3 separate regions of the Homo sapiens genome follow, and regions 2 and 3 are each linked to region 1. A link is a loop called in an ENCODE intact Hi-C map of the cell type or tissue named here. Cell type or tissue: CD14-positive monocyte. All regions are shown on one strand. Each heading gives the region's core, and the rest is flanking DNA. Links, peaks and the distances in the headings are about the cores only. Region 1 has its middle 33 kb from the start of GALNTL5. Region 2 holds the start of PRKAG2-AS2 (PRKAG2 antisense RNA 2). Region 3 overlaps PRKAG2 (protein kinase AMP-activated non-catalytic subunit gamma 2).

Region 1 (10,015 bases), core at 1,031-9,030:
TGCCCCAGCTCAGAAATGCACCTCTGGTGTAAATTTACATTATTTTTATTGCAATAGTACTTTAAATACACAAATGCAAAGTACTTTAAGTATGTGAAAGGTTGAACTCCTTGTACTTAACTAGGAAAACATATGTACAAACGAAACCTCAAATCCCTGTAGAGTATAATAATTTAATGTGAGGGATGAGGCTCTTTGGCTGAAATACAATCTCTAAAGTTTGTTTTAACAGGGAAAAAATAATGCAGTCATAGGTCTGGTTTAATGTTTAATCTGCTTTAGTATTTTTAGCTTTAATAATAATATAGATAATGTCTTTTCATATCAGTGTATTTTGCAAAATGTCATGATTAACGTAAGGGCTTTGTTAGCTGGTTTACATTCATCAACCCTTGTATTTAACCAGATCCTGCTACCAAGCAACCTGAAATGTCAATTTAAGTGAGATAGCATTACACACTGTAAAACCATTGCTCAAATAGAGTTAGCAATAGGGTGATGTTGTTATCTACATTAAAAAATACCTAGTTTAATACTGCCAGGCTCAGGAATAGAAATTAAAATTGGTTATTAATCCCAGCAGAAAGACAAAAAAAAATCTCAGTTCAGCATAGGCTGTGGAAGGAAAGCAAATGAATGCTGGAAATGATGCATTTGTGCAATTTCAAGCATGGTCTGACCATAACTTAGGCTTTCTTACTGTCGTTTTCACTTTATCTTCACGTTAAAGTATCCAAACTGCTGGGAAACCTGCGTTTGCTCAGTGATGTTAATATCATTGGACTTTACTTGCTGCAAACCTTCATGTACATGTTACGCTGTTCTTCTCTCATTAGCTCGTGAAAGGTAAAACAGACCATCACTCCAACACAGTGCACCAAAGTCGCAACGTATGGTGTTAATCATTTAAGAAAGTGATGTTTTAACTATGAAAATAGCTGTCAATTGCAAACTATGACTGCAAAAGAAGAGTTTTATCTTTATAATGATCAAATAATTTAACATGACTACAGTATGGTTTATCGTGACTCCTGCATGTCGGGACAGTTCCAGGGAGGTGACACGGGCTCAGAATCAAATGTTATCCAGTGTCACCGGATGGACAGCAGCACCCCAGCACCTTCCTGGGTGAGCCTCTGTGCTTGTCACTACTTCTGGAGTAGCCCTGGCCAAGCCAGACTGCAGTCCCAGCTCCACCTTCTCCTTACGCAGACCTCAGGTGATGGAGCAGTCAACTTCACGAATACAGGTGGAAATACTTTGTGAAGCAAGGGGGCGAGTAGAGCCTGCAGACCCTCTGCCTCACTCCTTCTGCACAGGCAAGGCAAGCTGTGGGGAAGGAAGCTGGTCTCACCAGAGAGGGTCATCTTCCTAGGGGCTCGCAGCCCACAAGAAACTCCCTGTTATAGGTCATGGAACTGTGGGAACCCCAGCACTGATTTAGAAGGCAACAGAGATGTCAAAAGGACACTGTTATGGCAGTGGGTTCAGGCCCTGATCCACCTTGAACCTCCCTGGCTGCCAGTGTAATATCTTAGAGTGGAGACTGAATGGAGAACAACTCCCTTCTGGCCATGGTGCCACGGGGAGATAGAGGATGATTCTGAGATTACGCAAGACTTTCCTGTCCAAAATGTGTGTTCAAGGGCCAAGCACGGTCGCTCACGCCTGTAATCCCAGCAGTTTTGGAGGCCAAAGTGGGCGGATCACATGAAGTCAAGGGTTCAAGGCCAGCCTGGCCAACATGGTGAAACCCCATCTCTACTAAAAATGCAAAAATTAGCCAGGTATTGTGGCAGGTGCCTGTAATCCCAGCTACTTGGGAGGCTGAGGCAGAAGAATTGCTTGAACCTGGGAGGTGGAAGTTGCAGTGAGTCAAGATCGTGCCACTGCATTCCAGCCTGGGCGAGAGAGTGAGCCTCCATCTCAAACAAAAAACCAAACCAAACCAAAACAAAACAAAAAAACCCAAAAAACAAAGTGTGTGTTCAAGGAATTAGTCTCAAAGGAGCATTCAACCCAGCACAGTTTTGACAAAGTCAAATAAGAGTAGCTCCCGTCTTGTCGTGTGCCAGGCACCTTGCTAAACGCTATAAGCCTTGGTTTTTCCTCCCATTTAACAATGTTTGGGTACCTGTTGCTGTGTACAAACCATCCCAAATCTCAGTGGTTAAAGAGAGCCATTCAGTTCGCCCCAGGATTCTGAGGGTTGACTAGATTCAGTGGGACAGTCTTCTGTCCCACGTGGTGTCCACTGAGGCTGCGGCCACCTGGGGACTGGCCTGCACTGCTCACTCGGGTCTGGGGCCCTGGCAGGGACAGGTGGAAGGTCAGGTTGTGCTGGGATTTGGGGATGGCTGGGCCTCTCCCTCTTCTACACACCTCTCCATGTAGCGTTTTCACCTGGAGGTGGAGAAGCAGGGCAGACAGACTTCTTCCTCAATGGTGCAGAGCTTCCCAAAGTACAAAAGTAGAAGCCACCAGGTTTTCTCGTGGCCTAGACTGGGAGTGGCACAGCATCATTCTGGCGCTTTCTGTTGGCAAAGCGAGGCACAGGGCCAGCCCGGATGCAGAGTGGGAGGAGCCGCACAGGGACATGGAGCACGGCAGGGGTGGTGGTTGTCACTCAAGGAGGCAGAGGCTCAGGAAGATGGAGTCACTTGAGTTCACATAGCTGCTGACTGGTCTATTGCCAAGATTCACAATTCAAATTCAGGTCAGCCAAACTTCAAACCCAGATTCTTCCCTGCTGCTAAACTGATCATAACCCAGGACATACAGAAAAGAGGGGCAGAGGCTAAACCGTGTCACAAAAGCTAAGAACCATCCTGAACGAAGGCTTGCAAGTCATGCTGAGTCAACTTTTAAAATAGATTTTAGTCATGCTCAGAAAAACAGGAACAAGAAAGAAGAGGCTCCCCGCTTGGGACAGATGGTGACATTAAACAGATGAAAACACAGAGCTGCTGAACTCTTATTTGGCTTCTATTCTATCCAGGATCATTATCTTCAAACTGTGAAGGGCAGAGCAAACATCAGTCCGAGGGAGGCTGTGTTCTGTGTAGATTCTGAGTCGGAAGTCCTGGGGTTTGCTCAGCTCTGCCCGGCCGGCTGCTTTAACGCAGGAAACCCACACTCGTCCTCCAAGATGGTGTCCGGCACTAAGCGGAGAAAATAAAAACAAGCCCACAGGCCATCTGAAGGGCAAACGAGATGACGTTGTGACAATTAATGAGATAGCTCAGACCTAGAACAGAGCTACACTCAATCCATGTTAATTTTTATTGAGGAGGTCATGTGACCATCTGATTTGAACGAATTCGATTTCAGAGCATGAAGGAAGTACGATGTACAGAAGACACTGATGGATGTATGAGGCGCTTTAAAGAATGCAGGAGGCCGGATGTGGTGGCTCATGCCTGTAATTCCAGCACTTTGGGAGGCTGAGGCAGGTGGATCACTTGAAGTCAGGAATTTGAGACTAGCCTGGCCAACACGGTGAAACCTGTCTCTACTGAAAATACAAAAATCAGCTGAGCATGGTGGCGCACACCTTGTAGTCCTGCTACTTGGGAGGCTGAGGCCTGAGAACTGCTTGAACCCTGGAGGCGGAGGTTGTGTTGAGCCAAGATTGTGCCACTGCACTACCAGCCTGGGCAACAGAGTGAGACTCTGTCTCAAAAAAATAAATAAATAAAATAAAATAGAGAACGCTGGAAAACAGCAAAAGTGCAGGAAAACTAAAGACAAGCAACTGTGGTCCTGAGTTCCAAAAGAGGCAGGTGTTTCAACAAAATATAGACCAATACAATTGATTTTAATCCTGGACAAGGTTCTAGATGTAAATCATGATAATAGCCATACAACAAAAATCTTGCAGTCATTAAAAATCATGTTGTAAAAGCCTATTTCATGATAAGGAAGACTGTTCTCACTATAGCGAGTTGTAAAACTGATGGCAGAACAATATGTATGCTATTATCTTAATTTGGATTAAAAAAACTTGTAAATGTGCCTCTCACAAAACAAGGGTCCAAAGGTCCGAGGCCGTCCCTTTAATCCCTCTGCAGACTGGCTTTTCCTCTTTCTTTGTTCACAGGACGTCCGTCCACCAAGACTGGCTGGGCTTTCTCCAGTCTTGACCGAGCACCTAGGAGAGGGCAGCTGGCTGGCCTGGTTGACCTTTGATCTCCACTCCAGCCCAATCCGTTACAGGCACTTGGTGCAAACATGGGTGCTGGGCCCACCCCTGCGATTTGGGGGACAGTTCTCAGAGAAGATGAGGGGTCATGAGTTGGCCACGTACCCCCAAAGGTGACCACTATACAAAGCTGGCAACACGCATGAGAGAACAACAAAAATGACCCACACAAACCAGGTGTCTATTCACCAGGGGTCCAGGAGGAGATAGTTGGCACCCATAATTTACGTAATTTGAGGAGAGATTAATAAAGGGACTATTTACGAGTGTAGGGAGCCCCAGAGGATGGTGCAGAGTCCTGGAGCTGGTGACAGCAAGGCACCTCGGCTCCCTCGGCCTGAAGAGGTGAAGGAAGCAGCTCCCAGAGCCTGTAGGACCTGCCAGCAGTGGCCAGGGTACCCAGTAGCACTGAGGCCACCGCAGGGAGGGAACGGGGAGGACACATTCCCAACTTCTATTCTCCTCCTCCCTCGGTCCAGTGGCCCAGGGGTGCCATCCACTGGTCCAAGCCCACCAGAAGCCAGAGGTCAAGGTGCCCGTTGAGGCAGCTCATGAATCTGCAAACAGAAGGTATTCAGCACATCTAACGACCTTCAGCAGAATTTTGGTTTATAAAAAATGTAAGGGGTCTCAGATGTAGATTCTGTTCCACAGCCAGCCATTTTCAAGGAGCATCATTTTGGGACCACCATTTTCATGTCTCCAGAAATTAAATGGCTGATTAACATTCTTCTATGGGGTCATGACAATGAGCTGTTCTCTTATTTAGCAGTTGGGTCATTTCCAAGTTTCACCCTGACGTCTTTCGGTTTGGTAATGGTCTGCTGTAGAACACCACGTCCTCCCTTTCCCCACAGACTTGCCACTTGGCATTGTAATTGTCTGCTGTCTGTTTGTCTGCCTTCCTCCTAGACTGTCTTGCCCTTGAGTTCCTTTGTCTCTGTAGCCCAGCTCCTAACAATGCCTGGCACAGAATAGGCACTTAATAAATATTTGCGGAACATAAGAAAATGAACGAATAACAAGACAGCAAGTGAAGGCTGGATCCTGGCCCAAGGGCGTGAATTTCTCTCATCTTTGATGTACACCCCAGGGTGCCGATGAAAGTGCCAGAATGTGCCACCCTAGCTTGGTGTTGAGGCAGCAGGCTGCAAGTGAAAGAGGTCGGGCTTCACTCCTATACTTCCCAGGTTTTCAGAGCACGTTCCCTAATATCTCTGCCTCTCGGTTCCCTCTTTGCGTAACAGGGGCACGGGTTCTTACAGGTTTAGCCCCGTGTTTCTAATCCTCAAAGCTCTGTCGCTATTATTCTCTTCCCTTTTTCAGTAGCATTATTACCCAAGAATATGTTAGGCAATTGTGTTGAGATAGAAAAGGGAAAAATGCCAGAAAAGAAGGTCAAGCTAAGTGCTCTATTAAGAAAAGTGCAAGATTATAATGGAGAGAAACCAAAGGGCAGCGGCACCAGCAGGAGACAGGGAGCTGAAGCTGTGACCGAAGACTTCCAGAACCAAGACAAACGCACATCTCAGATTCACCTCGAATTCCTGCAGATTCTTTTTTTTTTTTTTTTCTGAGAGTCTTGCTCTGTTGCCCAGGCTGGAGTGCAGTGGCATGATCTTTGCTCACTGCAGCCTCCGCCTCCTGGGTTCAAGCAATTCTCCTGCCTCAGCCTACCGAGTAGCTGGGCTTACAGGCACCCGCCACCTCACCCGGCTAATTTTTGTATTTTTATTAGAAACGGTTTCACCATGTTGGCCAGAGTGATCTCGAACTCCTGACCTCATGATCTGCCCACCTCCGCCTCCCAAATTGTTGGGATTACAGGCGTGAGCCACTGTGCCTGGACGAATTCCTACAGATTTTTAATTGTTCAATATTTAACAAATGTGCTTCTTGGAAAAGTCTTGATGCACCTGACGAAATCTTATCCAGTGACAAGTTTTTATATTTCAAGCTGAATAATCATAATAAAACAAGTGAAACTGCTGCCAGCTTAAGATGAAGAGTTGGCGGGGCCTCACCAATTTTCACTGGTTCTGTGATAACAATTAGTAAATTATTGGAACCCCTGTTTCTTTTATATTTATTTATTTTTTATTTTTGGAGACAGGGTGTCACTCCAGTTGCCCAGGCTAGAGTGCAGTGGCGCAATCTCGGCTCACTGCAGCCTCGACCTCCCGGGCTCAGGTGATTCTCCCACCTCAGTCCCTATTTCTGTTAAACTTTTCTTTCTGTTAGTGTCTAGCTCCTTCATTCCCATTTCAAGTTGAATTTCAAACTCTCTGAGGGATAGTCAATTTCCAGTTGGCCCTTCCTGAAAGTAAGTTTAGGTGTTTCCTGGGCCCCTCCTCCCAGGCAGGTCCAGAATTCCAGGCTCTGGTCCTTCTAGCACTGGGAGGCTGCCGGAAGCTCTGTGTGGCCTCTTTGCAGCTGCCCTCTTCTTGGTTTCTTGGCCTCTCACCATTGTGTGCAGGAAGGACTTAGCCAATGCCTGGGAGCCTGGATGGTGGACAGACAACAGGCCGGCTTCCCTTGCCTCAGGGATCTTGGCCCTCAAGTCCTGGCAATGAAAGTTGACTTTCTTTCCTTTGCCTTTTATTTCCTACCATTTGGAGTTGGGAGTGGAAGTCAAGCAAGCCACATGTTTTCTTGCAGGAGAACAGTTTCCCCCTGGAGTCCTGTGTGCTGCCTCAGCCTTATGATTCCTATTCTTCAGCTCCACCAGCCTCAGCCACCCGTTCACATGGCTGACACTAGATTTTGTTATAACCAAGCCCTGTACTACCTCTGAAACCTCAATTCCCAGCATCCGCTGCCGCCGCCTTTTGTCCTCCTGGCTCACTCGCTCTGCACTCCCACGTCAACCATTCCCCCACCTGGATGAGGCTCTCCTCCCCAGCCCACATCTTCCCACTCCCCAGCATTCCCCGCTCTCACCTCCTGCCCCCTCAAACCCCAGTTTCATTCTGACTGCTGCTTTGCGAACCCCCTAACCTCCCTTGCTCATTTCTCCCTCTGACATATAGCCTCAATGATGATCGAGCCCAGCCATTTCTCACGCTACATTAGGTGCTGGACATGGCTGGAGAACCTTCCAAATCGGTTTCGAATGGGCACTCGACCGAGCCATGTTTCCCAGCTCTCAGTTGATGACTTCACCAAAGCTGACAGATAAAATATGTGCTATCAGGCTGGGTGCGGTGGCTCATACCTGTAGTCCCAACACTTTGGGAGGCTGAGGCGGGCAGATCACTTGAGGTCAGGAGTTCAAGACCAGCCTGGCCAACATGGTGGAACCTCGTCTCTATGAAAAATACAAAAATTAGCTGAGTGTGGTGGCTTGTGTCCATAGTCCCAGCTGCTTGGGAGGCTGAGGCAGGAGAATTGCTTCAACCTGGGTGGTGGAGGATGCAGTGAGCCAAGACTGCGCCACTGTAGCCACTGTACTCCAGCCTAGGTGACAGACCGAGACTCTATCTCAAAAAAAAAAAAAAAAAACAGGGCTTGCCATCTTCCGGACCTCAGTCCCACTGACATCCTACCTGTGTCACCAGGGAGCTCCTTCTCTCTCTGTCCTCTAAACATTGCGACCTCAACGTCCTGTTCTTGGGTTTCATCTCTGTCTATACCCCTTCCCTAGGTAATTGTTCAGGATTGAATAGTGTCCTTCCAAGGTTCCTGTCCACCACAACCTTATTTGGAAATAGGGTCTTTGTACATTTAAGCAGGTTAAGATGAGGTCATACTGGAGCAGGGTAGACCCTCATCCAATGACTGGTGTCTTCTTATAGGAGGGAGATTTGGACATAGATAGAGGTGAAAAGGCCATCTGATGACAGAGGCAGAGATGGAGTGATGCAACTGCAGGCTGAGGACTTCCAGTGATGCAAAAGATGGACCAGAAGTTGAAAGAGGCTGGGAAAGATTCTCTTCTAGAGCTTCCGGAGAGGGGGTGCTCCTGCTGACACCCAATGCTGGACTTCCAGCCTCCAGAATTTTGACAGCATAAGCAGCTGTTGCTTTACATCACCCAATTTGTGCACTCTGCTATGACAGTCACAAGAAACCAACACAGTAATCCTTTGACTTCTACCATCTCTGCACTGATGATACTGAAAATACATAACTTCACTGCTTTCCTTGTATCTGAGTTCCAGGCAGGACTACAAACCATTTGCTCAGCATCATCCTTTGGATATCAAAAGGCGCCTCAAACTTACCATGGCCCAAAGAGAACTACTGAATGCCCCTACATCTGCCCCCTGCAAGCCTTCTCCCTGCTCAGTAAATAAAACCCACGCAGTTTCTCAGGCAAAACTCATCATGTTCTCTCGTACTTTCGCTCTATCACCTTTTTATTTTTCTTTTTGAGACAGGGTCTCACTCTGTCACCCAGGCTGGAGTATAGTCCCCCAGTCACAGCTCACTGAAGACTTGACCTCCCATGCTCAAGCGATCCTTCCACCGCAGCCTTCCAAGTAGCTGGAACTGCAGGTGCACGGCACCAAACCCAGCTAATTGAGTTATTTTTTGTAGCGACGGGGTTTCACCATGTTGTCTAGGCTGGTCTTGAACTCCTGGACTCGAGTGATTCACTTGCCTTGGCCTCCGAAACTGCTGGGATTACAGGTGTGAGTCACCGTGCCCAGCCACTATATAAAGCTAGAACCTCAGTGCAGGTCCCCATCAGCCCTGGCCTGGACCATCGTCTCTCACCTGGACAACTTCCTGTGTCCCAGCTTCTGCTTGGACTCCTCACATACAGGGCATCCCACATGCAGCTGCTGCGGTGGCTGCTCTGCGGAGGAAATCGGAGTGGGCCTCTCCTGACCCCAGGGGTGAAAGGCATGTACTTGCCAAAGGACAGCGGCCCTGTACTGCTGCTTCCTGCTCTCCCCACTACCAGCCTGGCCTTCCCGCTGACTCTTGCCTGGGTTAAGCTGGTTCTGAGGGCCCATGTGGGAGACTATGCTCCTGTCCCACTGGGGGAAAAGAGACAAAGTGCAGCTCTCCTATTTAGATAAACTCCTGAGGCCAGGAGCGGTGGCTCATGCCTGTAATTCCAGCACTTTGGGAGGCTGAGGCGGACAGATCACCTGAAGTCAGGAGTTCAAGACCAGCGAGGTCAACATGGCGAAACCCCATCTCTACCAAAAATACAAAAATTAACCAGCCATGCTGGTGCATGCCTATGATCTCAGCTACTTGGGAGGCTGAGGCAGGAGAATCGCTTGAACCCAGGAGGCAGAGCTTGCAGCAAGATGAGATCAGGCCACTGCACTCCAGCCTGGGTGACAGAGCAAGGCTCTGTCTCAAAAAAAAAGAAAAAGAAAAAAGAAAAAATCTCCTGAAGAAGTGCTGCCAATGTGTCCCGGTGGCGAACATTCATCCAGCACCTCTTTGGACAGTAACAGCTATTCTCTTCACACTTTTATTTCTTTGTTTTTATTTTTAGAGACAGAATCTCTCTCTGTCACCCAGGCTGGAGTGGCCCCAGCATAGCTCACTGCAGCCTAAACCTTTGAGGTCAAGTAATCCTCCTTCCTCAGCTTCCTGAGTAGCTGGGACCATAGGTGCACGCTGCTATGTATGCCCGGCTTTATCGGAGTTTACAATTTACAGGTTGTTTTCACATCTATTGTTTTCTTTTGAATCCCAAAGCAGCATTTTGTGGTATGATTCTGTTATCTCCATTGGACAGATTAGGAAACTGAGGCTCAGAGGGTGGGAAGAGGCGAAGGCAGCTGTGGTTCACTAAACCCTTGCCATGCCGGCACATCAGACATCTCATTTCATTTGTTTTCACAGGAA
Region 2 (10,015 bases), core at 353-8,352, 110 kb after region 1:
GGGGCTTTGGGGATGGCCCACAGTTTTCTGGGGACTCTCTTGACCCCATATACATTGAAGGGTATCTTGGCCTCCTGCGGAGCGTGGAGCCCAACGCTTACTTGCTTGCTGAAGTTGTGGGGAATCCAAAGAAGCAGCAGATGGGAGGGGAGTGGGGGAGAGAGGAAGGGAAGGAAGAGAAGATCGTAGATGGCCTCCTCAGTGGCTGAACCGTGGGCTGTCACCGCTGTCTGGTGGAGAGGAGGAGGGGGAGGCTGAGAACCAGAAGCCCTGACTGTTGAGTGAATTTGCAGCAACAAGTAGAGCTGCAGGCTGGAAAGTACTAGATTCGGAGCTCACCCAGCATCCCTCTTGTCGCCCTTCTGTGACATTGATGCATGGCACTTTGAGTAAGCCATGTCCTTTTTTTTTTTTTTCCTTACAATCGCCTTCCGTAAGCCAGAGGCTGTCTGTCTGCTTCAAGTCTGTGATTCGGGGTCCTTGAGTGCTGGTGATTAGGAGTGACCTGGGGGTCGCTTGACCCCCCTCCTGGGGGGAGGCTTGATTCTGTGCATCTGAATTTTCAACCCAGGTGGAGAGCAAAGGTGATAGTAAACAATTGAAGAAGGCTGGGCTAGCAGGGAATCCAGCGTTGATGGCGTTACGGATTGTAGGTGTTGGAAGATGGGGAGAGGCCTAGGGATACAACCAGGATGCAGGCAGGAGGCCCCAAAACATAAATCGAGAATTCGGGGACTGCTAGGTGTGAATAGTTGAGAGTAAGTGAGAGGGGGAAGCTCCCTGGGACGCAGTCAGAGTGAGCCGGCACCCTGGGGCTCCACACACCCTGGGCAGGCTCCGACTCACCCGAGGGGCCTCACTGTGGGCCTCTTAGGTCTGGGGGTTTCTCACCTTCCAGCTGCTTCCCCAACTTGCATGGAAACTTCCAAGGACTAGATAAATCTCAGGTGTGTGTGTGTGGTTTTTTTTTTTTCAGCCCAGCAGTAGTAGGCCTTGAGAGACACACGCTTATAATGAGGAAACTGAGGGTTCAGTGGTTAAATTCAGTGAACATAATTGAAAATCTAAAATATTTAATCTTCTTTGCCTAAAGTCACAAAGGGATTCAGCTGGAAAGAGAAGCCAGGTGTCCTGCGGTCCAGCCTGTTCTTTTGAAGCTGGGAGTGGGGTGGGTGGTGGAGGGGAACGGAGGCTGGTGGACTGAGGTTGGGTGGACCCAGTCCCTAAGCCTGGTCTTCGTGTTTGTTACCCAGCTCTGGCTTCTCTTCAGGTCCTGTCCCAGGGTGAAATTAAACATCAGCACTTTAGCAAAACAAACTCTTGAGTCCTGTGTCCCAGGCATTGGCCTTTCCAACAAGAGGAAGATGCTTGGTCTTGACCTCCTCACTTCATAGTGTTGGATAACCAGGGGTCCCTGGAACTGCGGCTTCTAATTTTGTGTTCTTCTTTCAGCTCAGCTGTTAACTAATGGAATCCATCTTGGATTTATCCAACTCCTTCACAGCGCTCTTTCAAACTATAGATCTTTTTCTTCCTTTAAAAGTATTCAGGTCTCTCCTCCCCAGAGATGCCCCACAGACCAGTCTCACCACACCCCCTTCTAACAAACCCCCTTACCTCCTCTCAGACTCAGCCCAGGCCTAATGAAGGTGAATGCCTGTACTTTTGTTTTATGCATTACTTTGTATTAAATTGTGTTCAATTCTTGTCGGTAGATTCAATTGATGACTCCTAATGCAGTCAGGTAGGGGTCTTAATTTCTTAGAAGGATCTGTCTCTACGTTACCTCTTACACTGCTGTTAGCTGTCTGTATTGCATATTTTGGTAAATATTGATTGATTGATTATTAGGCATCTGGCACCATGTGTGGCAGTTTCATGAATGTTAATTATTATAATTTTCATGATGATCCTGGGAGATTTCCCTTTTACACAAGGAAATTGAGGCTCCATGAATTTGAATAATTTACTGAGATTGCATAACCAGTAAATGGCAAACTAGAGCTCAAACTCGGGCCCTCGGACAACTCCAAAGTTGTCCCTCCAACTGTACTTATGAGCCACATGGTGAATGTCCGGTAGTGAAAACCTACCTTTAGCTCTTGTTGGGGGCTGGTGACGTAGCAGGAAACCTAGGTTGGACCTACAGGTAAGTGGCTCGTTCAAGGCTCAATACCTTCCCTCCCTTCCTAGTGGGCAGGCTTGTCCTGAAGCCTCAGCAGCCCGGCACCAGTGGGACAGTGCACTGACCTGTCATCAGCCCTGCACACCTGTCAGCTTTGTGGGCTTTCCAGCCAAGCCTTTCATTGGCCTGAACCAAACATCCTTCCCACAAGTGTGAGTTAAGGCCCTGGAGTCCTAAAAGGGTTTAATGTGAGATGGCAAAGCTCTAGCCTCAATTACTGAATTATGAGTTAAGAGAAAAATAGAATGGAATCACAAGCACCTGATGCCCAAGAACTGGGGGGTGTTCCTTCTTCACCCCAGAGGCCTCGTGGCCTGGGCCTGGCAGAGCATTCTGCTGTTCACCCCCTGGCTACCACGGGCAAATTATTTCCTTCTCCTGAGCCTGATTTTTCTTCTAAGAATGGAGACAGTACCTGCCTTGCAGGAGTAAGGGGCAGCTGCCAGCACATAATAGATGCTTCATAAATAGCAGGTCCCTCTCTTCAGGTGAGCCGTCAGCCGTGGCCTGTCCTGGCAGAGCCCAGCAGAACACCTTCCAAAGCAGTGGGAGCAACTGAGTTTTTGATGGAATTCTCCAGGTCTTAGCACTTTGACTATTCATCAGGCGACTGAGGCGAGAGGGCTGTGGGTTCTGCAGGGTCCCTGTCGTTCCTTTGTTCTTCCAATCCCACCTGTCCTAGCTGGTGGTTCTGCCCCACCTGTCACACATGGACAGGGTCTGCCCTCTCCGCCACCTGGGGTCCCATGGTGGTTCTGCTACTGCCACCTTCTGAAGGTCACTGGGCATGTCCGTATGGTCTTCCTCGATCGTAAATTTCCTTCTCGGTGCCCCGTGCACCTCTCCCCCTGTGCTCTGACCCAGGGGAGGTAGGGAGAGAGCAGAAGAAAAGCAAAGCCAGACTTAGGTGTTTGTTTTGATTTTATTTTGTGGGCAAGGTATGTGGTGGCATTTTATTGTTTAATGTCTGCTTTTAGGGAGTCTGCCATCTGCCTGGTAATAATGGCTGCAGCTCCTTAGTCACCGGTGAGCTAGAGCCTGGCTGTGCAGATTCCAGTAAATAAGATAACAGACGCTTGGCGGGGCTGCGGGTACAGAGCCAGCCCATGGGCTGCAGGCGCTGCCAGGAACTGCCCCACTACTGTGTTGCGGGGGTGGCAACTTTAGGGGGTTCCAGGCAGCCCAGGGTGGGCCCTCTGGGCAGAGTGGAGGGCTGTGGAGTTGGGGGCCCCTGTTCTTCCCCAACTTGGCTTTCCTTTTCTTTTTGGTCATGGGCTCTCAGAGTCTGGGGGCTCCTAGGGCAGGGTTTTGCTAGTGCTTGGAGAGAGAACCAGCTGCAGAATCAGGAGCTGAGGACAGTGAGAAACAGCACCAAGCCTCGGAAACCTTGTGGGCTTTTCTTTTCTCACAACCCAAACAACTGATGTTTTCAACCTTAGATGAAGACGTTCTTGCTTTGCAAGCTGCGTTGGCCAAGTCACATTGAGAATCAGGTTTTAACTGAGGGTGGAATTACAGCTGACAAATGTGAGCATTTGGGGGTGCTCTCTAAGGCTTTTCTGGAAGGTCTACTAGGGTCCACTTGCCTGTTGTCAGAAGGGAGAACTGGGGTGGCTTGTGTTAGAGAAAAAGTGGGAAGGAAACAAAATATTATCTTCACTTGATGTAAGGAGAATGCACATGACTCCAGGTAACCCGGGGCCAGTAAGCAGCGTCTTCCGTGGACCATGGTGGGTGTGGGGCTCTTTCTTGGGGCCCATTGCTGTGGCTCATACCCTGCCTGTGGCTCTGGGGTGGCTGACGTGGAGGTTCTGGCACTTTCCCAAAACCGTAGCCATCAGACAGTTAAATCCTGCCCTGCCGTTCCATTCATCAAAGCAGGGAAATGTGCAGGACACTTTTAGAAATATTCTCACCAATAAGCATCCGAAGGGTGATTGCTGCTTATCCAAACAAATAAGTAAGAATGATAATCCTTTAATTGCCATTCCCCAAGGTTTTCTAGTACCTAAGGCCTTCCCGCCACAACTTTGGCAGGAAATGGGTAGCTCTTCAAAGATGAGCTTTCTGGATAACGGAGCTTCCCCCTAATAAACGGTGCTTGATTTGGGCTCAGGCAGCCCGGTGACCATTGCCATGTGAGTCAAGTGAGCTGGCAGGGAACCTGGAGGTATCCTTGGAGGGGGAGTTTGCATCTGAAGAGCAAGCAGGAATGATATGCTTTTAAGCCCCGGAAGACCAATGTGAAGGCACCGTTCCTGTGCTGAGAAGACTGGTGGGAGGACCCCACAGCGAGCGCCTGCCGGAGTCCCCTCGAAGCTCGCCAGGTGGAGCGGCCACCACAACTCTGGAATGAGGCCCACTCCGACACCTGCCGTGGACTGCGAGAGTCTCTGGATGATCCCCGCTGCTGATTCTGCACCCGTCTCGGGGTAGGGGTGTGTGGGAAGGGGCCGGGCTGGCCTAGGGATTCACCTGTTTTGAAAGCAGAATTGCTCAGATTCCAGAAGCCCACTCACCCCTCTTGGGATTTGCCCTTAGTATTAGGCCAAGACCCAAGGCAGGCATTTACGCAGGATGGCCAAACCTGGCTGGGAGCCAGCTGCAGGCATCTGCCACCACCCCTTCCCTCTGAGTCACCCCATACTCATCCGTGCAAGGCGTAGAGCCCTGAGACGTGCTCACTGGCATCTTCCAACACGAACTCCAGGGGGACGATTGGAAGGAAGGGTGGCCGTGGAGTGGGGAGGAGGGGGAGCGCGGGAGAGAACCGTGCTCCCACCAGGCCTGGGCTTGGGCGTGAGGAGCTTTAAGTGCCCCACTGCGGCGTTAGGATAGCCAAGGCTTTAGCCTTGGATGCTGGCCCAGACCCTTCGGGGGTCTCACAGACTGCAGGACTTGCAGCTGCTCCTCCCTGGCTGCCTGGAGGCCGGCCCTCAGGCCGCGCAGCCATCTGTCGTGGTTCGCCTGTGAGGAGAGACTTGGGAGGGAGGGGCTTTCTGAGGCCTCTATTTTTTTTTTTCTCCTGTTCACCTTCCTTCTCAAAGCCCGACTTGATCTATGAGAACCATCTCCCCTACTGTCTCCTGACTGGGGAGAAAAGATGTCAGCGGATAGCCTCAAGCCCCCCCAACAACCTGCACTAGACTCTCTTGTTACAGTACACGTTCCTGGGTCTCGCCCGTCTGCTGACTGTGCATCACCAGGCGCTCAGCCATGCCTTGTGTGCACTTTGGACCAGCTTTGCAGGAGAGAGGCCTCCTGTTTCCCTGCTGCTCTTTTATCTGAGGAACAAAATCATGGGCCTTCTTGCCTACAGTCCAACTGGTCATTGAGTCTAGCAGTTTCCCCCCAAATCAGTTTCACCCATGAAGAGAGATAAGTAAATCCTTGTGCAATTGCAAAAGAAAAAAAAAGAATCCAGAGTATTTTTCAATGGTCCCAAATGCCGAGGCACTGCGGTTCAGCCAGCTACACCTTGTCTGGAATACTGTCGACAAACTAGAGTCCTGCCAGATGCACTTGACAATGAAATCAACCCGAGCATCACCAATCTCTGGTGCTGGACTCAGCTGCCACCACTTTGACAAAGTCTGGAGTGCAGTGAGTGAGGACACTAGGTGATGGGTGGGGAGCCCCGCCCGCTGTGGCCGGGGTTCCTCACATTTTAAATATCTGCCGTCGTCTTGCTGCGGGGCGGTCCCTGTGCTCACTTGGGCAGAGGGAAAGGGGGTAGTTTGTAGGGAGGGGTTACGAAACTATGCCTTTAGCCTCTTCCTTCCTCCAGAGCCTTCCCTTGAGTCTAGCGTCCCCACTACAGGCTTCCCCCGACTTTTATTCTCCAAGCGGTTTTTCTGTTTGGCCGTTGTCTCCACCGCATCCAGATTTATCTCTTCTCTCCCCTATGCCTTTTGGGTCTTCTGAGAGTAGCTAATCCAATAACCCGCCAAGTCAGAGAAGGGTTCGGATGCACGAGTTCTCGCTCCTGGCTTCCTCTGAAATGCTGCCTTGACCCAAGTGAGGGGCCCGGGAATAGGCAGTGGAAACGGTTGTGTAGGTTTGGGACATCGCACCCTGCTGGGACTTACCTGTTGGAGAAACTGGGCTTTTGGTGGCAAACGAATCATTCTTCCTACCTCCGTGGCAGCTGTGCATCTACGCTGGGTTCTGGAAGGCGCAGTGCTGGCCATTTCAGCTCGTAGGTTGGGAAGAAGGGGCAGTGTGCCCGATCTGATAGGTGTAACACGCCATGGTGCTTTGGCACCAAGAGGCCAATTGAAACTGGAGAGTTTTAGAGAATAAAGTATGACCGTCACCCACAGCACAGCTGCTTCCTGAAAATTCCACTCCCGCTGCATGAAAAAGCACATGGAGTATTCCAGGATTCTTAATATAGGCATTTTCCCACGTTCTGTAGATTGCTTGTTTTTCTTCCCCTATCCCATGGGTCTGCTGGTGGCTGACTGGCCACTTTTTGGTCAGCTTTATTGAGGTGTGATTTACATATAATGCCCTTTGACTGACAGTATACAATTAGATGGGTTGTCGTAAGTGTGCACAGTCATGTGACCACCGCCACAGTGTGATCTGGAACATTTCCACCACTCCACAAGGTCCCTCTGACCCTTTACAGCCTCTGCCCTTCCCCACCTCCACCTTCAGACTTGAGGGTGGGTCCATGTCTTACCTTTGTGTATCCCATGTCCAGCGCAATTCTGAACCCAGGTGGACACAAGTGATGTTTAAATGAGTACATTAGGAGGCCTGGCTTTTTTTTTTCCCCAGGCTGGAGTGCAATGGTGCGATCTTGGCTCACTTCAACCTCCATCTCCCAGGTTCAAGCGATTCTCGTGGCTCAGCCTCCTGAGTAGCTGGGACTACAGCATGCACCAACACGCCCAGCTAACTTTTTATAGTGTTAGTAGAGACAGGGTTTTGCCATGTTGCCCAGGCTGGTCTTGAGCTCCTGAGCTCAGGTGGTCTGCCCGTCTCCACCTCAAAGTCCTCAGGTTACAGGTGTGAGCCACTGTACCCAGCCAGCTCTGGCATATTTTAAAAATCCTCCCAAGACTCCTTCTGTCTCCTCCCATTGATCCTAAATTTTGAAGGATTGTCCACCCAAGCATTTGTTAATTAGTAATTTCTTCATTTAGTCACTCACTCCTGGTACCAGCCTTCCTGATCAGCCTGAGATAATCAGCGTGACCGAAGTTGATAACATTCCAGCTGAAAGCAGAGACTTGCTGTTCTCGTTTGCCTATGCAGTCACGGGTGAAATGTGCAATTTCCTTTCCGTTCCTTGAGTGCCTGCGAGCACTGCGAGAGCCTCCATTGTTACTTTCTGTTATCTCTCACCCTAGACCAGAAATCGCCAGCCTTCACCACTGGCCTCTGCCTTTTTCTTTTTTCTTTTAATAATAAATGAGGAAGTTAGCCCTTGAGCAATTTAGGAGTTCACCCAAGAGCACCCCAAAAGGCTTGAAGTTTACAGGGATTTTTCTCTGTCCCAAACTGTTTGTTGTTGTCATAGTTGTTGAGACGGAGTCTCGCTCTGTCGCCCAAGCTGGGGTGCAGTGGTGGGATCCTGGCTCACTGCAACCTCCGCTTCCCGGGTTCAAGCGATTCTCCTGCTTCAGCCTCCTGAGTAGCTGGGACTACAGGCGGCCACCACCACGCCCAGCTAATTTTTGTATTTTTAGTAGAGACAGGTTTGGCCAGGCTGGTCTAGAACTCCTGACCTCAGGTGATCAGCCTGCCTTGGCCTCCCAAAATGCTTGGACTATAGGCGTGAGCCACTGTGCCCAGCCTGTCCTAAACTTTGTCACCAAGGATTTGATGTGTCCCTTCATTCTGCCTTCCTGAGCTCCCTTTCACTTGTACGTTGGGGAAGGATCTTGGCAAACCTGAAGGTAAGGTGGAATCTGCCTCTTTCCTCTCATCAAAGCTCTGAGAAGGAAGAATCTGTAGTGTCCCTGGGTTCAGTAATCATAGTATATTGCCTCTAAACTCAGTGAAGCATTTTAAAGTGATAACTCATGTTTTCCAAATGAGTCCCAGGCATCACAGCCATGTCTTTGTTAACTCATATGTGGTTCTATACTTCTATATGTTAACTCATTTTCCAGTAGGAACTCCCATGATTCCCAGTTTTTAGATTAAAAAACAGAGAAATGAAGTAACTTTCCCAGGGTTACATAGTCACAAGATCACCTATTGCTACATAACAAACCACCCCAAAACTTAAAAATATGATTTGAAATCATCTTTCATGGATTTAGGAGTCATCTGGCTCAGCTGAGTTCTCACTGGGGGTTCCTCCTATTTGAAAAGTCAGGTGGCAGCTGAGCCTGGCACATCCTAGAGGCTCCTTCACTCTCACATCACTCCCTGGGGCTGGCCGTGCAGCTGTTTCTCCATCCGTGCAGCCTCTCCACGTGGCTGGCTTGAGCTTCCTCATAACATGGTGGTCTTGGTGCAGATTCCTAACGTGGCAGCTGGTTTCACCCGCGGCAGACATTACAAGAGATCCAGGAGGAACTGCGAGGTTCCTTCTCACCTAACCCAGAAGTCAGGTGGTGTGGTTTCTGCTGCATTTCTGTTGAGCACAGCTGCCCCAACTCAAGGATGGAGGAACAGATTCGCCCACTCAACAGGAGACAGCACATGTATGCAGGGAGGGACCACATTCCTAGTGGCTGTCCTGTGGGCTACTTACCCCATGGAGCCCCTGTGCCTGCCATGCGTTGAGCCACTTCCGCAGCGGCTTTCAGACTTTGACAGTGAGCCACGGCGAGGAACTTCACATCATGACCTATTGGATATAGACATCCCAGAAAACTCCTGGAGCTCTGGTTTTGTTCTATGAACAGCAGCCGCAACAAAACCTGTGTGTCCTGAGTGGATTTTATGACCTATGTCCTACGTGCAGTTTGAGAAGCAGTTCCACAGGATGCCACCTCAAGTGCCGACTCTGTGCCGCGATGGAACACCACGGAATAAAGAAAACAAATGTCAATTTGGGTTACACAGATGCCACGTCTTACCAACCCAGCAAAAGTCCAGGTGTTGAACAAAATAGCCTGTTGGTGAGTCAGTGCGGGAAATAGACTCTCCTACATCATAGTTAGGAGAGCAAACTGTCCAATGCTGAGGAGGGCTCGTGGTGACATCCGTGTCCCCACCCAAATCTCCTCTTGAATTGTAATTCCCACATGTCAAGGGAGAGAGCAGGTGGAGGTAATTCAATCATGGGGGTGGTTTCCCCCATGCTGTTCTGTGATAGTGAGTTCTCACGAGATCTGTTGGTTTTATAAGGGGCCCTTCCCCCTGTCTGCACGTGGCAGAAATAATAAATGCACTGACCTGCAAGCAGCAGCCACACTTCTGGGAACTTATGCTGGAAATATGAAGTATGGACCAAGTTTTTATTGTATTAATTCTCTGTAATTGCCAAAGATTGAAAGCAGCCTGCGTCACCTACAGGGGACTGGTTAAACTAGAGCATTCCAGACAAAAGCATATGACGTGGATACCCCCAAATCCCTACGTGCTGATATTGAAAGATCTCCCAGATAGGCGAGGCAGTAAGACACGAGCAAAACAGATAAGAGACAGGGAACAGCCTTCATATTTGCATTTGCATAAAGCAACCCTAGCTGTCTACGCAACTAAAAGTGGTTCCTCTGGGGACATGGCATGGCTGGGCCAAGGGTATGACTCTTCAATTACAGGTTGTTATGTTTTGACTTTTGAATCCTATTAATTTACTTTTTTTTTTTTTTTTTTTGAGACATAGTCTCGCACTGCTGCCCAGTCTGGAGTGCAGTGGCG
Region 3 (10,015 bases), core at 708-8,707, 72 kb after region 1:
ACTTACGGGTTTTTGTGTCTTAACCTCTCTCCAGAGACCGCCTTACTTTATCTTCCTGTGGCTACTGTTTTTCCTCCTTTCAAGGTATTTTATGTAACTGCATTGCAAGCATCCTTTTGGAAATGGAGACAGGGTGCACATAGCATCATGGAGCTCAGCTTTCGCCTAAGCGAGGACACAGACTCATCTGTGAGGTCCATATGGTCTGGAGCAGGTGTGGCTCTGAGCCTCTACCCATCCCTGTGGTTCCTGCCGCCCCCACCCCTCTGCCTGCCCCCACCCACCCACTTTTCCCCTATGGCACAGCCCATGCCTCTCTGCCTGCAGCCTCTCTGCTTGGCAAAAACATCCCAGTGTCTGCAGTGGTATGTGTGGAAGGTGGTGTGTGGAGTGTGGTGTGTGTGGAGGGTGGCGTGTGTGGAGGGTGGTGTGTGTGTAGGGTGGTGTGTGGAGGGTGGCGTGTGTGTAAAGTGGTGTGTGTGGAGGGCGGTGTGTGGAGGGCGGTGTGTGTGGAGGGTGGTGTGTGGAGGGTGGTGTGTGGAGCATGGTGTGTGTGGAGGATGGTGTGTGTGGAGGGCGGTGTGTGTGGAGCATGGTGTATGTGGAGGGTGGTGTGTGGATGGTGTGTGTGGAGGGCGGTGTGTGTGGAGGGCGGTGTGTGTGGAGCATGGTGTGTGTGGAGGGCGGTGTGTGGGAGGGTGGTGTGTGTGGAGGGTGGTGTGTGGAGGGTGGTGTGTGTGGAGGGTGGTGTGTGTGGAGGGTGGTGTGTGTGGAGGGCGGTGTGTGTGGAGCGTGGTGTGTGTGGAGGGTGGTGTGTGTGGAGGGTGGTGTGTGTGGAGGGTGGTGTGTGTGGAGGATGGTGTGTGTGTAGGGTGGTGTGTGTGGAGGATGGTGTGTGTGTAGGGTGGTGTGTGTGGAGGATGGTGTGTGTGGAGGATGGTGTGTGTGGAGGATGGTGTGTGTGGAGGGCGGTGTGTGTGGAGCATGGTGTGTGTGGAGGGTGGTGTGTGTGGAGCATGGTGTGTGTGGAGCATGGTGTGTGTGGAGGGTGGTATGTGGAGAGTGGTGGAGGGTGGTGTGTGTGTAAAGTGGTGTGTGTGCTTTCCCCAGCTCCAGCCCTGGAGTATGGAGCCCTCAGCCATCCTGGAACTGGGCTGCGAGGCCATCCCTCTGCTCAGATGTGTCCTTTCTTTGACTGAGCCCTCCTTCCGTGACTCCCCCGCTGCCTCCCTTCTTGAGGCCGTTGTGTGAGAATCACAGGAGGCGCGCCCTAAGGACCAGGCACCCTGATTCTGTGGCCGTACTCATGCCCTGAGCTCAAGGAGTGGGAGCCAGGAAGGCTGAGCTCCAGTCTCAGCCCAATTGTGCAAACTGAGGTGATGTCACTCAAGCCTGTGGCAGTGCTGTCCGTAGCCATTAGCATTCCATGAGGCCCTCGAGTTTGGCGGCTGGATTCCCGCTGCCTGGCCCTTGCCAGGGATGTCACACAGCCCTATCCTCGGGCGCTCCAAATGCCTCCCTGTGCCTGTGATGTGTGGGGGAAGGCTGCGTCCTGGCCAGAGGCTCTTGGGGGCAGGTCTCAGACAGCAGCCCTGATGGCGTGGAGGAGCTGTCCACCCTCAGGCCCCACAAGCATCCAGCTGGTCCGTGTGCTGCTAAGTCCAGAAGGGTTATGTGTGCACACGTGTGTGTGCATGTGCACGTGTGTTCGTGTGTGTGCATGTGTGTGGGGGGAAGGGAGGCATGCATGTAGATAGAGATGCATAGATACTCTGCATTTTAGAAAGTTCCAGGTTCAAGTCAAGCTCCTTGGAGGCTCATTTCTAATGTGATTTTTTAGAGAAATAAACAACAGCAGTCGGGGTGGAGGCTTCTTCTCTCTGGCCCGTGATGGGCACTGCCTGCTGGCACTGCAGAGCAAGGGCTGGCTGGGGTGACAGGAGTGGGCTTTGCCTTTGGGCTGCTGGTGAATGACCCAGCTGTCCCCAGCGGGTGGACAGGCCTGACCTCAACACCAAGGTTATCCTTGTCTGTAGAATAAAGGGGGCCTGGATTCTATTTGTTTTTGGTTTTTCGGTGGGAAGCAGCATGATTTCATAGGAGGAGCCTCGGTTTGGGGTCAGAAGGTCTTATTTTGAGCCCAAATCATCCTTTCTCAGCCTGTGCCCAGGTTCCTCAGCAGTGAAGAGCAGGTGATAATATTAGGTTAAACTGCGTGGAATAGCCAATATTTGACTTTTTTTTTTTTTTTTTTTGAGACGGAGTCTCACTGTGTTGCCCAGGCTGGACTGCAGTGGCATGATCTCAGCTCACTGCAAGCTCCACCTCCCGGGTTCACGCCATTCTCCTGCCTCAGCCTCCGGAGTAGCTGGGACTACAGGCACCCGCCACCACGCCTGGCTAATTTTCTTGTATTTTTTAGTAGAGCTGGCATTTCACTGTGTTAGCCAAGATGGTCTCAATCTCCTGACCTCGTGATCCACCCACCTTGGCCTCCCAAATTGCTGGGATTACAGGCGTGAGCCATATTTGACTATTTTCTAACCTCAAAAATGATCATCTCACAGAGTTCAACGTAATATCTGACCCATCAACCATATAAAATTGTCAAAATTGTCATCTGAAAAACATATACGTAAATTATTTTTAAGCAGCTGAGTTTTCAGAATGTAAGTTATTTTTCTGACAAACCTGTCATTTTGACTTTTTTCCCCTTTTCTGAAACCGACTTTCTCCTCTCTTTTCTGGAATCTTGCTGTGTCGACCCAGCTGCAGCCCCTCCTCCTCCTCCAGGGTGCTGCGCCTATGGGACAGCACACTCACGCATCCAGTCCTTGTTGGCCTTGTCACAATCGTCACCTACTTTTAAAAAGTTTAAGAGCAAGTGTTGTAGCATCTCCTGGGTCCCGAGCTCTCCGAGGGACACAGTAAAAAGTGACTTAGGGCTGAGTCCAGAGACACTAGGTTTACCCTTGGAATCCTTGGAATCCATTCAAGGCAGCCGCCCCTACCTTTGGAGGGTGAAATTAAATTTAGTCCAAGCTGCAACAGCCAGTCCTGGGGTTGCCCGTTGAGCTGCGGCCCTGCCAGGTGGGTCACATATGAAAGAGCAGGTATTCTTCCCTCCTGACCCCTTATGGGGCCGTGCAGGCTGTGAGATAGGAGAGAGGCGGGGCCCCAGGGAGGGAGGAGGAGGTCAAGATCTAAGCTAATTCTCGTGGAGTGCAGGGCTCTGGGCAGAAGCTCCGTGCACACCCCTGGCCTCTCCGGTCTCTCTGTAGGATGGGAGCACTTCCAGGTCATTGTGTTCCTATAGGACCCTCAGGCGTGTGGGGTTGGCATCTCTGTGGTCCTGGGGCGGTTCTTCATATGGTCTCAGCCTGTCCTGTGGCTTCTCAGGGCCCCATTAACAATGGGGTGCTTACCACATGCCCCCCTACAGGTCTGTGGTCTACACTGAGGATGTAGCAGTGGAGGGCACATGAGGCTGCTGCCCTCGTAGGGTTTACTTTCTTTTTTTGAGATGGAGTCTCACTCTGTCGCCCAGGCTGGAGTGCAGTGGTGCGATCTTGACTCACTGCAACCTCCACCCCCTGGGTTCAAGCAATTCTCCTGCCTCAGCCTCCCGAGTATCTGGGATTACATGCGTGTGCTACCATGCCCGGTTAATTTTTGTATTTTCAGTAAAGACGGGGTTTCGCCATGTTGGCCAGGCTGGTCTTGAACTCCTGACCTCAGGTGATCTGCCCACCTCCCAAAGTGCTGGGATTACAGGCACGAGTTTCTGTGCCCCGCCAGGGCTTACATTCTTGAGGGTTCTGTCCCCCCTAGCCCCAGGGACCCCCGACCAGTGCCTCGGTCTGAGCTGGCACCTTACACAGGGCACAGGCTTGCGTAGGAGCCTGGGTTCCTGTGCGTCCGTCCTGTCACTCAGTAAGCAGCACTGTTGAGGGTTTGCTTTGAGGCTGGCATTCTTCCAGACATGGGACGGAGCAGGCACGGGACAGGCGAGAGCTTGCCACCCGTTTTCAGTCTTGCTCCTCCCCTCACTGCCCCCTGCCCTCCAGCTGAGAGGGAGTGGAGGGAAGCCCTTCACCAGAGCAGGAAGCCCCGGCTCCCTCTCCTGTGAACTCCCCTGGGGAAGTTGAGTCTGAGCAGTGTTTTAGCAGTGATGGGAGTGAGGACGTGCACATTTCATAGACGATGATGATACAGAGTAAGGCATTTTGGACGTGAGCTGTGGAGGGGGACCCATGAGGAGGGAGGCTTCCCATCCTTCCTTCCAGAAGCATCCACTTCTAAGACATTCGAGCTCACCAGCATGCAGAGTGGGGCCCCAGGAGCGCTCTCCCCTAGGTGCCAGGGGTTAGTGGTTAATGGTTTGACAATGATAATGAAACCAAAAGCCTGTGATTTTGGCTGAACAGGGGCATATGGAAATTTCCATCTGTAGCCGACTCTGGAGAGACGTGCGTGGCCAACTTCACAAGAGCTGCTTGCCCACACTGGCCATTGCGACTCCACGTCTCAGATCCCCGCACCAGCCTGGGCCAGCCAGGAGTAGCTGTTGCTGGCAGAGTTGCCCACAGCGAGGTGGGGATCGGGCAGTTTCCAGAAAAAGGGAAGCTGCTTGGCAAAAGCAGAAGTGATTTTTTTTTTTCTTTTTTTTTTTTGCCAGAGGCCCCAAACTCGCCAGTCTCAAACTGGGAAAACCCGTTCTTAGCAAAATGCTCCAGTGAGCTCTCATGGCAGGAAAGCTCACTCCAGTTCCGGAAAGTTGTGGTTTTGGCCTCTCCCAGCAAGAGGCACCAATGTAATGTCAGAGCCACGCTGAACTCTGGCATGGGCGACGTTTCTTTTTTCTTTGAGTTGTGTGTGTTTGTTTTGTGATATTTCCCTACCAGGCCATTAAGAAAAGTTAGATGGCAGCAAGGGTGTGAGTGGCTCGATCCCAGATAAAGAGGGCCAGGCACAGAGACGGCGGGATCGCTGGAGGAATTTGAGAGTCCCTCAGGTCTCACCACCCATTTGCGGGTTGGGGAGCAGGGGTACCCCTGTGGGCCGTGCCTTGGAGCTCAAGTGACTGGCCTAAGGTCACATTGCGGCGGCTCATCGAGGACTTCTTATTCCGTGTTGTCAGACTCGGCTTTCAGTGACACCATCAGTGACTGTGGGGGGAGGGACTAGATCTTCAGCATCAAAGTAGACACTGAATTAAAACTCACTGAGCTGAACTGATTTGCACAACTGCGAGGCAGCGCTCAGAGCACCAGACTCTCACCTCTGACTCCTCCCTCTGGCAGAAGCCGGTGGGGCGGGTGGATGCTGGTGGGGCACAAGGGCCATGTTCCTGGACACAGGACGATGGAGGTGGGGCAGGCGGGAAGGAGTGTAGAACTTGAGGATTTTGGAATTGGTCCATCTGGGTTCCAATCCAGGCTCGGGGCTCCTTGGCTGAGTGTGAGCTTGGGCTGCTTTGATGAGCATGGCCAATGCCATCTCTGAACCTCGGTTTGCCCACCTCCACAATGGCAGGGCTGCCCACCAGATGACGTGTGCTTCGAGGCAGAGCATGGGACAGGTTGCCCTTCTGCCTCCTGTTCATTTCTTCCTTTCTAAGATGAGGAAATAACCTATTAGCTGAGCAGGGTTACTTCGGAGCTTAGACAGATTTGATCCCTCCTTCCAGGAGAAACCTTCTGGACAGGCGTCTTTCCATTAAACACTCAAGAAGCGTTCTAGGTGAGGGGACTGTACCTCCAGGTTTCTCCTGGGCCCACCCGGTTCACACCCACTGTCCCTGTGTAATCATTTGATGTGCCCACTATGGGTAATTGGTGCTACGGTTCCCCTGCACCCCCCTCCCGCTTCTTTCTGCAGACACTGAGCCACCTGTGTGCACGGCCCCTCGGTTTAGGCGGTGTGGGTTCTCAGCCTCCCTGGTGTGTCTCGCTCCCCCTGCAGCCCAGCAGAGCCTCTCTGTGCCTAGCTACAGCACGCTCCGGAAAATGGCAAACGTGCTGCGGGCTGGGCAGGAGCAGCTTCCCCAGGTGGGAACACGCCCAGCATGCACAAGTGGCACGGATTGAATTATGTCCCCCAAAATATATAGAGAGGTCCTAACCCCCAGCACCTGTAAATGTGACCTTGTGTGGATATGGCGTCTCTGGCAGATGTACTTAGCGAAGATGAGGTCATCCTAGAGCAGGGTGGGCCCTTAATCCAGCATAACTGCAGCCTCCCAAGAAGATGGAAGACACAGGCCCGTGGGGAGCAGGCCATGGGACAGCAGAGGCCGAGACAGGAGTGCGCTGGTGGCTACCAAGGATCCCCAGGGAGAGCCAGTGACCCTCAGAACTAGGAAGAGGCACGGAAGGGTCCCCCACAGGCTTCAGAGAGGGCGCGGCCCTGCCCACCCCTTGATCTTGGACTTCAGGCCTGCAGAACTCTGAGAGAATCCGTTTCTGTTGTTCTAAGACCCCGTGTGTGTATGTTGTTACAGCAGCCGCCAGAAATGAATACAGCAGGACTTGGTGTTTCTTGTCACCCTCCATCCTTTGGTCTCCTGTCCATCTAGACACAGAGACTAATAGGGACATGGAGAAACTGAGGCACGGAGATTCTTGACTAAGAACTTCCCCACCATCATCCTGACATCGCTTGGACTCCTGCGGAAGGGAAGGGCCAAGTTCCAGAAAACAGAGCCTAGCTGGCATGGCCAGACCGCCCCGTGTGGGAGGGAGCAGGGCCCTGCCAGAAACTTTCTCCAAAGCACGGTGCATCGGAGGCCCCTTTCCCCAGGCAGCCTGTGTCTCAGGGCCTGCGGCCTGCCAGGCAGGGGGCACTGCCTCTGCGTCTTCGTTTCCCCAACACGGTTAGAATTCTCGAGGTCTCCACCACGCCCCTGTATTCCAGGATCACAAAGAACTTCCTAAATGGGAACCCATTTTCGTTCAGAACACCCTGCAGGAGCCATTGGGAGAGGAACCGTGGAGCAGTACCCAGGTCCTGGGCCTGCCTGAGCCAACCCGTACGGCTCGGTGGCTGGCCTCCCCAACTCTCCTCACCTGCGGGCTGTGAAGATCAAATGAGATGATGTCTGCTGACGGAAGTCCAATTTAATTTTTAAAGTTATTTATTATCCTTATTATCATTTTCTTATTTTTAGGTAGATCAAAAGACATGCAGTAGGCTGGGTGCGGTGGCTCACGCCTGTGATCCCAGCACTTTGGGAGGCCGAGGCAGGAAGATCACCTGAGGTCAGGAGTTTGAGACCAGCCTGGCCAACATGGTGAAACCCTGTCTCTGCTAAGAATATGAAAATTAGCCAGGGGTGGTGGCGGGGGCCTGTAATCCCAGCTACTCAGGAGGCTGAGGCAGGAGAATTGCTTGAACATGGGAGGTGGAGGTTGCAATGAGCCAAGATTGCGCCACTGCCCTCCAGCCTGGGCAACAAGAGCGAAGCTCCATCTCAAAAAAAAAAAAAAAAAAAAAAAAAAAAAGACATGCAGTATTTTCTTCATCTGTTTGTACTGCTATAACAAAATACCCGAGACTGGGTGATTTCTGAAGAATAGAAATTTATTTCCAGTTCTGGAGGCTGGAAAGTCCGAGACGAGGGTGGTGCCAGGAGGTTCGGTGTTGGGTGAGGGCCTGGTCTCTGCTTCCAAGGTGGCACCTTGCACACTGTGACTTCACATGGACAAAAGTAGGCCTCACTGGTTCCTTCCAGCTCTTTTCTAAGAGTAGTAACCCATTTCTGAGGGCCCTGTCCTCATGACCTAACCACCCCCAAGCCCACTTCTTAATATTGTTGCATGAGGGATTAAGTTTCAGCATGAATTTTGTAGGAGGCACAAACATTCAAACCATAGCAGTATTTATCCAAAGGTTTCATCTGCTCCCATCCTGAAAGCTGAAGTCCTCAGCCTCGTCTCTGCAATCTGACTTCACAGTGCAGGAGGGAGGGGTGGCGTAGTTTAAAAGCCGCTGGGCCACGGGCACTCTTTAGCAACTGACTCTTTAGAAAAGCAGCTCTGATTCATAGTGTTTCCTGACTGCTGTGGTGTAAATGTTCCCACCATGGAAGATTTCCACATGGCCTCAGTTAATGGAGCTGGGGAAAGACACCCCCAGTCTGCTCCGGGGAGCCCGTGTGAGCTGCCAGCTTCACCTGCCTAAACGGATGCTTCCGGGCGCCAACCTCACAGGGTGGCCTCCTTTTCTCTACACCTGAAACCCCAGAGGACAGAAGCATTGTGTCTGGAAGAAAGAGCCAGTTCGAAAGACTCAGGTGCCCAGGCTGGGAGCAAGGGCTGGAGCAGCCCCAGCGGAGCTTGTCGGTGCTTTGCCGCGTGGTTATATACCAGGTTAGCTCATCGTCGTGTTGGAAGGAAAAGGGCTCTGAGCCTTCAGAAGATGAGCAGTGCCCCAGGATGAGTGATGGGGCTGGGAAGGCCAGGGGGTACAGCCTCAGTGGGGTGCTTCACAGGGTCTCAGGTGTCGATGTCCTGTGGGAAGGACAAGTTCCTAGAGAGAGAGGCTCGGGGACAAGAGCTCAAGGCCAGCGTCCGTGAGGATGTGGCTTGAGAAAAGGAACAGAGCTGATCATAGAAGGAAAAGTCAGCTAAGAGCCACCTGCCTAATTCACTCTCAGTAGGCTCCTGTCGCCCCAGCCTGCTAACCCTTGGCCAGAGGAAAATTACCGGCAGCTCAGGGGCTCCCTTTGGATGCTTGGCCAAGAGGAATATTCTTCACTGTACCATCTCGGCCACACAGTTAAGCTGGTATCTGCTGTGTGGACACTGCTGTGTACCCAGAATAACACTAGACATCAGGGACCCCAGCCTAAGGCTGCAGTCTTCCTGCAAAGTCCAGGCGGTTTCACTGGGAGATTCCAGAACCATTTCCCTCTCGGGCATCCCCCGTCAAGCATGGGCTTTGCACAGGTACAAGGCCGAGAGCATTTACCTAGCAGTCCCTCACCCAGCCGCTTACCCCCATACACACTTACATTAGTAACAGCCTTGGTGATCTTGCTGACAGTTTAAGAAGCAGATGAGGACTCACATTTGTGTCATTAAAACACAAATCCCTTTGCAAAACTGGATCTCATTCCCAGCTGTGCGTGTTAGTGGACTGTCCTCCTCTTCAAATATGACCAAGCTTTTTAGAACAGTCATGCAAACGTCCTAGAATCCAACTACAGAAGAATACTGTAGGACATGGCATTTATGAAGCCCTATGGTGGTTATAAGAGGGGGATTCATTTTACAAAGATACAAAGATAACCAGAAGAATACTCACTTTATCTACACGTCCAAACACTCATCCACATGCACACGCATACACACCTACACATACAGACATACATGCACAAAGGGTCTCATATACCACCTCCTGCCAGCGTCCTAAGTTACGGTGTCCCTCAGAAACAGAGGTGGCGTTGTGGGATAGGGTAGTTCCAAATTGCAGCCATTCACACCTGCACAATTTTTATATCCAAGTGCAATTTTTAAGCTTATTTTTATTTTTTTATTTTTAAATTTTTTTGAGACGGAGTTTCTGTCGTCAGGCTGGAGTGCAGTGGTGCGATCTTGGCTCACCGCAACCTCTGCCTACCGGTTTCAAGTGATTCTCCTGCCTCAGCCTCCTGAGTAGCTGGGATTACAGGCGTGCGCCACCACACCCAGCTAAGTTTTGTATTTTTAGTAGAGACGGGGTTTCGCTATGTTGGCCAGACTGGTCTCGAACTCCTGACCTCAAGTGATCTGCCCACCCCCAAAGTGCTGGGATTACAACTGTGAACCACCGCGCCCGGCCTTACATTTATTTTTAAAAGAAACTTTCTAAGACTAGAAGAAATGGAAAACTTCTAACATGGTTCACCATAAATTGTAAAAATAAACAGCTGCCCATCAGGGTAAATCGTGTCAGCTCACACACCGCAAGTAGGGGCGAGCACTGATCAGGCCGGGAGGTCTGGCTCTGGAAAGTCATGTCACAGGGACTCATC

What was found. A loop is a pair of places that touch in the nucleus more often than their neighbours do. Peaks named below come from ENCODE experiments on the same cell type or tissue, not always from the same donor. Only the 100,000 strongest peaks of a DNase experiment are listed, where the experiment ranks them.
Region 2: a loop joins it to region 1, with 2.0 times the contacts of the local background. A loop is called at or near these places in 5 of 110 quality-filtered maps.
Region 3: a loop joins it to region 1, with 2.6 times the contacts of the local background. A loop is called at or near these places in 10 of 110 quality-filtered maps.

What each region holds. Positions count from the first base shown.
Region 1 is chr7:151,918,790-151,928,804 of GRCh38, reverse strand. No RefSeq gene overlaps it. Among named protein-coding and RNA genes, the nearest start is that of GALNTL5, 33 kb to the left of the region's middle. RefSeq lists an enhancer at 2,723-3,022. In CD14-positive monocyte, for the core only: no CTCF peak of the experiment used is centred there; DNase peaks (open chromatin) are centred at 2,854, 5,014, 5,454, 8,084 and 2 weaker places; H3K4me3 peaks cover 4,156 bases; H3K27ac peaks cover 7,960 bases.
Region 2 is chr7:151,803,894-151,813,908 of GRCh38, reverse strand. All of the region lies in intron 1 of PRKAG2 (protein kinase AMP-activated non-catalytic subunit gamma 2), which reads left to right. PRKAG2-AS2 (PRKAG2 antisense RNA 2) reads right to left here and starts at 7,571. Exons shown (of 3, transcript NR_171033.1): 1 at 6,873-7,571; 2 at 6,274-6,537; 3 at 3,089-4,660. In CD14-positive monocyte, for the core only: a CTCF peak has its summit at 4,891; DNase peaks (open chromatin) are centred at 4,808, 5,898, 6,748 and 7,588; H3K4me3 peaks cover 2,871 bases; H3K27ac peaks cover 4,675 bases.
Region 3 is chr7:151,846,000-151,856,014 of GRCh38, reverse strand. All of the region lies in intron 1 of PRKAG2 (protein kinase AMP-activated non-catalytic subunit gamma 2), which reads left to right. Among named protein-coding and RNA genes, the nearest start is that of PRKAG2-AS1, 26 kb to the left of the region's middle. RefSeq lists enhancers at 1,013-1,533, 1,534-2,054. In CD14-positive monocyte, for the core only: a CTCF peak has its summit at 5,312; DNase peaks (open chromatin) are centred at 4,044, 4,714, 5,164, 8,014 and 1 weaker place; H3K4me3 peaks cover 2,118 bases; H3K27ac peaks cover 5,482 bases.